Regions from separate parts of the Homo sapiens genome. Here region 2 is linked to region 1. A link is a contact called in ENCODE Hi-C or POLR2A ChIA-PET data. All regions are on one chromosome and are shown on one strand. Each heading gives the region's core, a stretch centred on a gene start or an enhancer-like site at or near the end of the contact. The rest is flanking DNA. Distances are from core to core; before and after follow the strand shown. Region 1 overlaps THSD4 (thrombospondin type 1 domain containing 4). Region 2 overlaps THSD4 (thrombospondin type 1 domain containing 4).

Evidence for each region. A loop is a pair of places that touch in the nucleus more often than their neighbours do. ChIA-PET counts read pairs that join two places held with the same protein, here RNA polymerase II (POLR2A). Pooled maps may share reads with other maps.
Region 2: a loop to region 1 is called in a map of aorta, with 2.7 times the contacts of the local background. The contact joins two enhancer-like sites. A Hi-C loop is called at or near these places in 2 of 168 maps with a recorded cell type or tissue (aorta and heart left ventricle) and 3 of 50 pooled maps. POLR2A ChIA-PET finds 5 or more read pairs at or near these places in 5 of 52 experiments (H1, PC-9, WTC11 and 2 more).

The regions. Positions count from the first base shown.
Region 1 is chr15:71,334,884-71,340,821 of GRCh38, reverse strand. The region is part of intron 6 of THSD4 (thrombospondin type 1 domain containing 4); the gene reads right to left. Among named protein-coding and RNA genes, the nearest start is that of THSD4-AS1, 150 kb to the right of the region's middle. Within about 2 kb of position 3,366, at least 13 of the 41 ENCODE cell types and tissues checked have a DNase peak (open chromatin) inside an H3K27ac peak, as active enhancers do.
Region 2 is chr15:71,372,065-71,378,002 of GRCh38, reverse strand. All of the region lies in intron 6 of THSD4 (thrombospondin type 1 domain containing 4), which reads right to left. Among named protein-coding and RNA genes, the nearest start is that of THSD4-AS1, 190 kb to the right of the region's middle. Within about 2 kb of position 3,207, at least 3 of the 41 ENCODE cell types and tissues checked have a DNase peak (open chromatin) inside an H3K27ac peak, as active enhancers do.

The DNA of each region.
Region 1 (5,938 bases), core at 2,117-4,616:
TCAAGACTACCCTGGTCAACATGACGAAACTCTGTCTCTACTAAAAATATTAGCCAGGTGTGGTGGTGGGCACCTGTAATCTCAGCTACTCAGGAGGTTGAGGCAGGAGAATTGCTTGAACCCAGCAGGCAGAGGTTGCAGCAAGCAGAGATTGCACCATTGCACTCCAGGCTGGGTGACAGAGTAAAACTGTGTCGCAAAAAAAAAAAAAAAAAAAAGTCTCTGGATGCTCATTAAGGCCCAAACATGGACCTACAAAAGACAGCCTAGGAAGTGGAAGGCAGTCACAGCAAGGAAGCTCCAGAGGGTGCGCAAGCTCCCAGCACAGCGGAAAATGGGTCACACGGCCTGGCTCTTCCAGCTCATCCCTCATGGATTTGGTTTCAGGGTCCAGAGCCTTAAAGCTACAGGGTGGATGGCATTTTGGAAGCACCGGGTCTAAGCTCCCATTCAGAGTTCCAGGACTTCTACCATATTCTGGTCTTTAAAGTGACCTTCAGCAAGTCCTTCAACCTCTCTGAGCCTTGGGTTCCTCATCTATGAAATGGGGACGAGAGACCCATCCTGGCAAGATGTGAAGCCAAGGCATATGCCAAGGAGCAGGTGTACCCGCACACTGCCTCAGCAAGCACACGGTCCAGTCAGGGAGACACACAGTACAAAGCCAACCTGCAAACATCTACTGATTAAGTGTTAAGGTCCAAATGCAATAATGAAGCCTAGAAATTCGGATCAACATCAAGAATAACTAAGACTTGGCCAGGTGCAGTGGCTCATGTCTGTACTCCCAACTCTTTGGGAGGGCAAGGTGGGCGGATCACCTGAGGTCAGGAGTTCAAGACCAGCCTGGACAACATGACGAAAGCCTGTCTCTACTAAAAATACAAAAATTAGCCGGGCATGGTGGCACGCGACTGTAATTTCAGCTACTTGGGAGGCTGAGGCAGGAGAATTCCTTGAACCCAGGAGGCAGAGGTTGCAGTGAGCGGAGATCGCGCCACTGCACTCTAGCCTGGGTGACAGAGTAAGACTCCATCTCAAAAAAAAAAAAGTTAAAACTTACTGAGCACTTATCTGCTTTACACATATTTACCATTTAATCCTCATAACATCCCTATGAGGTAGTTACTTTTATTATTCCAATTTTAGAGATTAGGAAACTGAGGCACAGGGCAATTAAGAACTTATCTCAAGTTATGACAGAGAAGTTCCTACCATACTAGGTAGTGCTGGGATTTTAATGCAGGCAACCCATCTCTTAAACACTACACCCCATACCTGATCGATAATAGATAATGTACGGCTCTCATTTTTAATGAGGTTATATTGTTAGAGAGTGACAAGGCAAGTAAAAAAATATAAAGTAATGCACTGTGATCAGCTTCATGGGACATTTGTGCAAAGTACAGAGGTGACGGTTGGGGGAGGGGATAATTAAATATCTGAGAGGGTCGGCAAAGATTTCCTGAGTCATTAAACTTGGGGGTTTGGAAGGATGAGTAGGAGTATTTCTGGATTAAAAAAATCAATAAAAGGGAGGCTCAGGCAGAAGTAACAGTTTGGGTAGACAGAGACAAAAAATACAAAAAACTCAGCATAGAACACTGAAAAAGTTTAATGGAGATAAAACATACTAAGAATGCTAAAATGCTATGAAGAACCCAGAGGGAGTTCTTAAGTGATATCTTAAGGGCAGAACACAAAGCTAACAAAAAGATCTCAGGGTAGGTGAGGTCAGGACAAAATGTCCTGAGAAGAGGCGAGGCCGCAGAGATGGCCAGTGGCTGGAGCAAGACACAGTGTGATGTCCTGCAAGGAGCCTGCTTTTAACTCGTAAACACTGGTCACTCAGGCACCTGTTTCTATAGAAACAGAGGTGACCTTTAGGACAGACAGGTCTTCACTGACAGCCCCAGAACTCCAACTCTGGTTTCCAGACAATGGCCAGACCCTGACCTCAGTTCTGGCTACATTAAACTGGAGATTTCAGTCTTTCATAGGTCCACTCGGTTGGGTAGAGTTGGAAGGTCTTTTCTCCCTTGTCCCATTTCCCCCTTCTCTTACCTCCCACCAAGTGTCTGTTGCTGCAAGAGGCCAGTTAAGGGTGTCTTTTCCTTCTAATAATCTCAGTGTTTGGGCACAGATTAACCAAGCCCAAACAACAGAACTAACTCAAAAACAAAAGCTAAGCTCCAGCCCTGATGCAGTGAATACACGTGTTTGTAACTCCTCTGTCAACTACCTCCTAACCTCCTGCCTGTCTCTAAAGACACCATAAAAGGAGAAATCAGAGCCGAAAGAACCTCACTGCAGAGTAGATCAGTGTATTAATTTATAACAGTTCACATACTCTCGGCATTACCTCATGGCCCAATTCTAGGATCCACGCGCGAGTATGAACTGGAGCAATGTGAACCTCCCTGATATCTATAAGTGTTCAGACTCCGGTCCAAAGAGTGTTTATCATGCTACATGAAGCAGACCCCTTGCTTTCAGATCTTCCTGTCCTACTGCTGAGTGTTCGGAAAGAAGCTCAGAGTGGGGCGGGGGGTGGGGGTACCTAAGCCATCACCTGGAGAATCCTCCCATTTCATGGGATACCAAGACTGTAGGATTGGCTCAAGGTCACACAGCTAATTAGGGAAACTCCAGGATTCAAAGCTCAAACTTCTGATTCTTCAGTGTTTGAAACCATATTTTGAACCCAGTTCTTAGAGAAAAATAAGCAGATAAGATTTTGGGGCATTGATGGGGGAACAGTTTAATGATAGAACAGGGAAGAAAAATATGAGCACAATTCTTTTCTAGGTACAACAAGGCATTTTACATACATTTTTCCAGTTAATCCTCATAATCCTTCCAGGAACTTATCAGCTCCACCAGTTTACACAGGGAAGCGGCTGAGGCTGGAAGGACCAGAAAGTTGCCCACAGTCATTAGTAAATGAGAGCCCCATTTGACCTTCGAATTGCCCATTTCTGCCTACATCACATTGCATGCAGAAATCACTTTCCTAACCTTTACTCAAGCCTGCTGGGAACGTCTCCGGTGGGCTCAGCCTCTACTAGGTTCACCTGGGGTATGCAAAGGCCCTCCTCAAGTGTTCAGGCAGAGCCTCATCTTCCAGCCTGGCTGAGGGGCCCTCTCTCCCAGGGCCCAAGTTCTTGAGAACCTCCCAGAGCCCAGTAAGAATTTGCATAATTAATGACCTGCGGGCCAGAATGTCCAAGCCTCTCTCACCCCATCCCTGACTGGGAAACCTTTTAGCTATTTATCAGGCCAGACCTGTTTATCCAGTTTCCATTTGGGACAACTTTTCACATGTTAACTAGCTGATCCTTGTTAAGCTAGGGTTTGGCTCACAAGGCAAGTATTTGCGGTTTTTCTCCTGGGCTGAAACACTGAGTAAGGAGCATCAAGCCCTCCAGGGGCAGGTTTCCTCCCACTGCCTCAGGCTCTGCCCACTTTTCACTCCTGGCTCCCACAAGGGCATTGGGCCTGGCTCTACCCTCGGTCCCCCTGGACTGGAATGCAACCACATGCTGTATGTCCAGGTGGGGCCACTCTAGACCCTACCACTGGCCTGGCTGCTGCAGCCACTACCACCCCTTACAGTTCTTGGGTTGGAAAATGACCACTTCATGTTTTCAGTGTTGTACCCAACTAAGACACATCCACATGCACAGACTTCCTCTGCCTAGCCCAGGACCAAGGCGGTCACTACATCATTACAGTCCTTCTCTTTCCTCCTTGCCTCCCACTTCTCTCCAAAACAAAGCACATGCATGCACGCACACACTCCCTCTCCCCTCTCTCTCTGATTTAGCCCAAGGATTGGAAGGCCCTCAAGTAAACTGTGCCTTGCAAAAACTGCCCTTTGCCACCCTAAGGCATGTACTAAAATGTGATCAAAGTTACCTTCAGTTGACATGAAGGAACAGCATTTTCCACCGGTGAAAGTGTGAAAGTCTAGCTCGTTTTAACAGGTTTGACAGGTTTGTATGTCATTCTTAGACTCTCTCCTACTTCTTACAGAAAAATTAGATTGGGGTTAAATCCATTTACTGCTTCAGACACTGTATCCAAATTGCCAAATAAGGGAAAATAAGTTGTAAATTAAAATGATACTTTAAGGAACAGAAATGATAAATTTTTAGATTTGGGTTTGGAAAGCACCTCTTACAGAAATATAACACTTTATGTCTCTTAAAAAGTCTAATTCAGTGATTTGAACATGTGGTACTTCAAAACAAACTCAGATATGGTTCCACGTGGAATATAGTTCATGACCAGTGATAACTCCAAACATTCTGGATACTGATCTTCAACTTTAAGAAAAACAATCACACTCAAATTACTTTTTTCCCTTAACAGTTAAAATGATAAAGTATAAAATTCCTTGCTTTAAATATTGCTAATTAGAAATTTTAACTTTTCTATAACTTGAATTTGAATCTCTTCTGTTTAAATGACAACTGAATTTCAGATTTAACAAAATATTATGAACTCATAATAAAGGGTATTAATGTATTTGTTATCTACCACTTCCTTCCCTGTATCTTTGGGCCCTCACCACTCAGACCAAGGTTGTAACATTTTTATTCTAGAAGTTGAAAAACACTGCCCTAAATCCCTTGATTAAAAACATTCTAGAAGCTTGAGCATTTTGTGGGGAGAGGGAGACAGTGTGTGAACATGCCTCACATGTGCTGGCTGAGCAGGGGATGGCCTCCATCACTTTATTTCCTCTTCCTAATGGATTGCAATGCGAAAGGCCATCCACCGAGGTGATCTCTCCCCAATGATTGAGATTCTTTTTTTCATTGACTGTGTTCTGCTGCAGTCCAGCCCCTCAGGTTTGGCCTTCCACATCATTCCCCGACAACCCACCCCCATGCCCTTCTCCAAGAAGGATGACCTCAAGTGTGAAATAATCTCCAGCATCTGTTTGGGGCTTTGATTTTGTGGGTTTATTTTACACATCCTAATTCTGCAGGAAACTCCCTGCAGATGTGGAGAAGCCCTCAGTTACTGACCCCTTGTTAAAAGAAACAGCCAGAAACCAGAAACATGACCAGGAAGATAAACAGCTGTTGAGGTCTCAGCTGCTCTCCAGAGTGGCATCATCTTCGGAAATAAGCCTTGCATTCATCTTCACCGAGGAAATTGGGCCTTGAAGTTCATTTAGTTAGAGATGGTAAAAGCATGGCACACATACCTCCCACCCTTCTCTCGCACCCGTGACAGACATCACTCATCAATCATTATATCCTTTTTCTCTGGGTCTGAAATCAGCCCCAGAATTCTCCTCAAAAAGGGGTCCAGACAAACTCTGTGAAACCATATTAAATATATTTGTCATTCTAGAAGTCTAGGTTCTAAGGGATAAAGATTCTGAAAAGAAAAATTAAATAAAATCTGTGCATTTTTGTTGGGAGGGGTTGGGGAGAGGTTAGGGGGTACTTGGTTCAAGTCCTAAACAGAGTAGGAAATTCTGTTTCCTTGAAATACCATCTCAAAGCCCACAATACTGATTTAAGAAAAGAGCCCTCAACTAAAAGCAGAAGAAGTTGCTGGGGCTGACAAGTATTTGCATTTCCTGAACGTGAGCTGTGTTCCAGGCACTGCTCTAAGCACCTCACATGTATTGTCTCATGTAATTAACAGAAGATGATTCTGATGCTAACATGACCCAGGATTCAAGACTCATTTCTCAGATCCAACATGTTTCACAGATGAGTGCAGCACAAGTCACACAAGACAGCTGCCTGCCAAGAGTGCGCTCACCCTCCCCAGACCTGAGCTCCATTAATTCTGCTCAGGAAGGAGGGCCTTTTTCAAATCCAGCACAGCCCTGGCCCATCTGCTCCAGTGTGTCACTTAGCCATAGTCTGTTTCTGAATGTGCAGCTTCAAAAAGAAGCAGATTTTGTAACGGA
Region 2 (5,938 bases), core at 1,958-4,457, 37 kb before region 1:
ACTAAGCCTATAAGTAGGTGGAAAATGGCAGGACAATTTATGTTCTGCTATTTTCAGGTTGGCTTTCAGAAGAGTCACTGAAGGAAATTGTGTGTGTGTGTGTGTGTGTGTGTGTGTGTGTGTGTGTGTGTGTGTTGTGGATATGTCCGGGAATAGAGAAGAAGGCAAGAGTGTGATCACAAGCAGGAAAGAACAGGACTTTAAAGAATGACTTCTGTATATCACAAAGTTCTCAGGCCCAGGATGACCTGCAACCTTGTCAGCAAAAGAGTTTCCCTGGAGATACACGGTTAGCTTAGGTCCCGAATAGCTGCCCTGAAACAGAATGGCCCACTGCACCCTGGGTGTTGTCTCTAAACCCACAGGCAGGCCTCATCACGCCCGCCCTCTTTCTCCTTATCCTCCCTGTAGCACTAACACTGCAGACGACCACCTTCTCTTCAATGTCCTCTTGTCCCTTTGCATCCCTGTCACTACAGCCCCCTGGTTCCCTTCCCCTGGGGTTGTTCCTTCCCTGATTCTACTTTTTTCTCCACCCCGATGCAGACATTCCCCAAGGGTCATGGCTCAGAGTCCACAGCTCCTTCCTCCCCTCTCCCCTTTCCTGCTGTCTCCTAGGATGGGGAACACCCACATTCCTGTTGATCCTAGCCCACATACTGCCTGTGGTCCTGGATTTCCATTCACCTGCTCAGCATTCCCACCAGGATTCCCTGCTTTCACCTCAAACTCATTTAGTGTTAATTTCAAGTCCTCAACTTCCTCTCACATCTGTTCTTCCCCACTGGGCATCCCTCTTTGTGTCAGGTTTGATGTTATTCCAGTCACCTTGACTCTTCTCTGTCCTTTACCCCCTTCATGAAATCAGCCATCCTGCCACATTGATTCCCTCCTGGGAGTGTCTCCAGAATTCCTTTCTCACGTCCATTTCTTTCCTCTTCCCACAATCAGTGCCACATCAGGCCCAGATAACTGTGGCCACCTCCTTTTGGTCCCTCCCTGCACATCACCCTGCACACACCTGCTAGGTGAGTATTCGTACAGCATCTCCTTAAGGTGTCACCACCTTCCCCAACCCAGAGCCTTTGGTAGCTCCCTCCTAGGGCATGAAGTTTAAGCTCCAGAGCTGGGGGATTGAGACCCTCAAAATCTGATCTTACCAATTGTTTGCTGATGTTTCAATCCAATATGTCTCGGCATGAGTTCTTAACCCAGCCAGACTGATCTACTTACAGACCTAATCATATTTTTCATATTCTGACCTCATGCCTTTGCTTATACTGGTCCCATCACCTGGGATCCCTTTCTTGGATAACTAGCACAGGTTGAGGAGACAGCAGAGACTAGGAGTCTGTGAACATAAGTTGGCCTGGTTTGGGCAAAGAGTTTGCAAATGGGAGCAAGGGGGAAAGATTTGTTTTTCTCAGGGCAGATCAGAATTATGTGTGTCCCAGGGGAGATCCAAATGATCTGACCCAACCACAGAATGGCCAGAAAAAGGTTGCAAGTCAGAACAAGGGTTGGTGGTCTGGCCAAACAGTGACAGGGCAAACTATCAATCAAGACCCAGAAGAGTGGTGGTATGAAGGAGGTGAGTATGGGACTGGTGTGGGAGACTCAATCATGGTAAGAACAGTGTCAAGAAACAGGACATCTAAACTAGGGCATAAGGAAGGAGGCTGGGTCCTAAAAATTCAGAGCATGAAGATCAGAAGAGAGCCTGCAGCCAGGCCCTCAGACCTGAGCACTGCCTTCATCTTGTCCTACATACATTCAGGATTGGCTCCAGTCAGAGACAGCACATGCAAGAGGTGTGAGCAAAGGATGTGAGTACTCCTCCTCCTGCACCCATGACAGACATTACTAATCAATTCTGGCACTCTTTCACCTTGGGCACAGTCATGGTCTCAGAATCTCTTGCATAAGAACTCTCGCCATTAATCAACTGCAAGTAGCAGGAGACAAACTCTATTTGTTATGCATAATCACAAAGTCGCAGGTAGGGCCTAGTCGGTATGTGACAGTACATTGGTCTCAGTGATAAATAATACAGAGTCATAGTAGAAAAGTGCTAGGTCAGTTGTTCTCAAACTTTGAAGTTCACCATAATCACCTGGAGGGTTTATTAAAACCCAGATTGCCAGGGTCCTCCTCCAGAGCCTCTGATTTAGTAGGTGTGGAATGCAATGGAATGTGAAAGCAAATTTGGGAGTGAGGCCCGAATTTGCATTCCTAACAAGTTCCCAGGTGATGCTGATGCTTTTGGTCCAGGGACCGCACTTTGAGAACCACTGCACTAGATAAAACCACATCCTCTCTCCTCTTGTTCTTAACTTATCTTTCAAGGCTGGCTGGAACCCCTTCTCCTGGGCTTCAAATGACCCCTTCCAACTCCACTCACAGAGGACATCATCAATACTGCTTGTGGAATCTGTCAACAAACATGTATTGTGCCAGGAGTAACACAGACAGGCAAAGTCCCTGCTCCCAAAAAAGACACAGTAGGGGGCTGGGGAAGAGTGACCCAAACAACTGAACAGGCAATTACAATTCAGTGTGAAAGTGATGGGAGGGGAGAAGCATAGGCAGCGATGAGAACACAGAACCAGAGCATCCAACTCGGTCTTGGAAGGTCAGAAAAGGCTGCTCAGAGGAAAGCACCAATGAGGTTGAGATGAAGATGGAGAGAAGTTGTCAGGAAGAGGGAGAAAACATCACTGTCTTGGGCTATTTCCCTTTCGCACACATATGTGTCCACATGCACATACTCTGCCTCATCTCTCCATGTAAACTGTAACATACTTGGATGAAAAGATCATCTTTAGTGTACACAATCCTCGTGGTGCTCGGTCCCTGGCAGACATGCAGTTTTTATTAAGTGAATGCATACATTTGCAACATCCTGGAATTGTTCTACATTTAGGAAGTGGGGGAAATGGGGAAAAGGGAGTGTGAGGAGATGTGGATTTGTCTGAAATCCCTTCTGTGGGCTTCTGGGGATTTCTGTGGCTGTGAGGATTTCTCTAAATACCCGCAGGACAGGTGATTCCACATTAAGCCCCTACAGTACACCCTTTCTTAGTCTGGGAGGCTCACTTTTACCAAGCAGCACGTCTGTGCATGGTGATTAATGGTCTGCTGTCCTAGCCTTTGTGTCTACCCAGCCCAAGCCACCATCTGTGAATAGTCTCTTGCTTGAGTAATAGCCTTGTCTAGCAAATTGTTTTGCACATTTATAAACAGAGATTGGGCGTTTTCCTTTGCTGCCTTAATTTCAAGTGATTAGGCTGAGGTCATTCCTGCAAGCAACTTCTTTCCTAGAATTCAAAGTCTGAAGGTCAGGGCCATTGCTCACCCTCAAGATTCATTCCTCAATGCAGCCTCTGAAGAAGCTGGAGGGAGACCCAGAGCTCTGATGAGGTAGAGGCAGCCTTTCTAACAGCAGAACTGGTAGAACTTCACTCCTTCCCCTAGAACCACCACTTTCTGATTTGGATATTTAGATGAACATTTTCTTACCACATCCCCTTCTTATTGCATCCAATTATTCATATATAGCATGTGGTTAGCTCATGTGCCACTTTAGATGGGATAAGAAGTAACAGATACTCACTTGCTGATCTCTCTCTTATCCAGCTCTGTCTCCCCAGAAGATAGCACACCCTGATGCATACTGAGTGCTCGACAGATGGGAAATGAGTGAAATAATGAAGATATCGACTTCATGGTACATTTGAAATGAAGAAAATGAACTGAGTGCTTTGCAAAGAAAGGTACACTTCCCTCTGCATCCCCCATTTGAGAGTTTCTACCACTCCACAGTCAAGGACATCAGGGCAGAAGGACTGTAGTACTGAGCACTAGAAACATGTGTTTGCATCACTTTGGAAGAGGACAAACATCACCCAGCCCATGCTCAGCTGTTCCACACAAGAAAATACAAGCCAGCATTTTGCATATCATTCCAGGTCTACCCTCTTGACTTATTTTGTAGTTGAATTCAGTCCAGTGTTCACATAACATCCTGAGGGAAGGGTTGTCCTAGTGACTTTACAACTGATTGCAGACAAGCAGTTTCAGAATTTTTAAAGTAATGATTTTTAATTCTCAGGGACCATCATGCAGCATTTGTGTGTATATAATGCTTTCTCCAAGAAACACTCACTCACTCTCAACGGGAACACTGTCTTTCGTGAACTGCCTGTGACCTTCAGGATGAAAAGCCAGAGTCCCACCACACAGAGTCACAGATTTTGGAAGCAGAATGGACTTTGACAACATCTGCCTGGACCCTTGTAGCTCATGGAGAGGCAATTTGGACAGGAGCAAGTCAGTGGCAGAGTAGGGCCAAGAACTCGAGTTTCCTGACCACCATTCGAAGCTGTCTTTTAGAAGCTGAAGGAAAGCTTCACCACCAGATCTTATGGATCCAGAAAAGATCCCAAAAATATAGTTGGGTTTGAGGTATGTCAATGTGTTTCAATGATGATTTGCTATTTGAGTCATAAGCACCTCCAAAATGTCTTTGTTTCAGCCACCGGGATATCCTGTGTATTAGACCCTAAAATAGGAGTCATGTAAGTTCAAGTTAGGAGAAAGCCAGAGAACTCGGCACCCAATAAAGAAAGGAAATAACAGTCTTTTCAAAGACTCATGAAACAGCCACTAAAACTGCCTGTGTATTAGACCATAATACAAAATTCACTACATTTTAAAAGTTCAGACTTATTCAGGGCTATATTTCTGACCCAAAAAGCAATAAAACTAGAAATTATTAAGAATTATTTTTAATCCATCCACTTGCAGTTATAGGCATTCTTCTAAATAACTTTTTGATTAAAGAGGCAGTTAAGACTGAAATTATGAACTATTTAGATAAACTGTTTCCAACCCCAACCCTAATGCTATCTGAATATTTTTAGACCAGTCTTAGAATCTCTCGATTTTCTTCTCTCTGAAAGGAGGTTGTTGCAAGATTGAAAAGAGATAACAAGAAAGAGGGCCTAGCCTGCGGGAGGGGCGCCCGCCATTGCTGAGGCTTGAGTAGGTAAACAAAGCAGCCAGGAAGCTGGAACTGGGTGGAGCCCACCGCAGCTCAAGGAGGCCTGCCTGCCTCTGTAGACTCCACCTCTGCAGGCAGGGCATAGCTGAACAAAAGGCGGCAGAAACCTCTGCAGACTTAAATGTCCCTGTCTGACAGCTTTCAAGAGAGTAGTGGTTCTCCTAGTACGGAGTTTGAGATGTGAGAACGGGCAGACTGCCCCCTCAAGTGGGTCCCTGACCCCCGAGTAGCCTAACTGGGAGGCACCCCCCGGTAGGGGCACACTGACCTTACACGGCCAGGTACCCCTCTGAGACGAAGCTTCCAGAGGAACAATCAGGCAGCAACATTTGCTGTTCAGCAATATTTGCTGTTTTGCAGCCTCCACTGCTGATACCCAGGCAAACAGGGTCTGCAGTGGACATCCAGCAAACTCCAACAGACCTGCAGCTGAGGGTACTGACTGTTAGAAGGAAAACTAACAAACAGAAAGGACATCCACACCAAAACCCCATCTGTACGTCACCATCATCAAAGACCAAAAGTAGATGAAACCACAAAGATGGGGAAAAAACAGAGCAGAAAAGCTGAAACTTCTAAAAATCAGAGTGCCTCTCCCCCTCCAAAGGAAAGCAGCTCCTCGCCAGCAACGGAACAAAGCTGGATGGAGAATGACTTTGACAAGTTGAGAGAAGAAGGCTTCAGACGATCAAACTTCTCTGAACTAAAGAAGGAAGTTCGAACCCATTACAAAGAAGCTAAAAACCTTGAAAAAAGATTAGACAAATGGCTAACTAGAATAACCAGTGCAGAGAAGTCCTTAAATGACCTGATGGAGCTGAAAACCATGGCACAAGAACTACGTGACGAATGCACAAGCTTCAGTAACCAATTCGA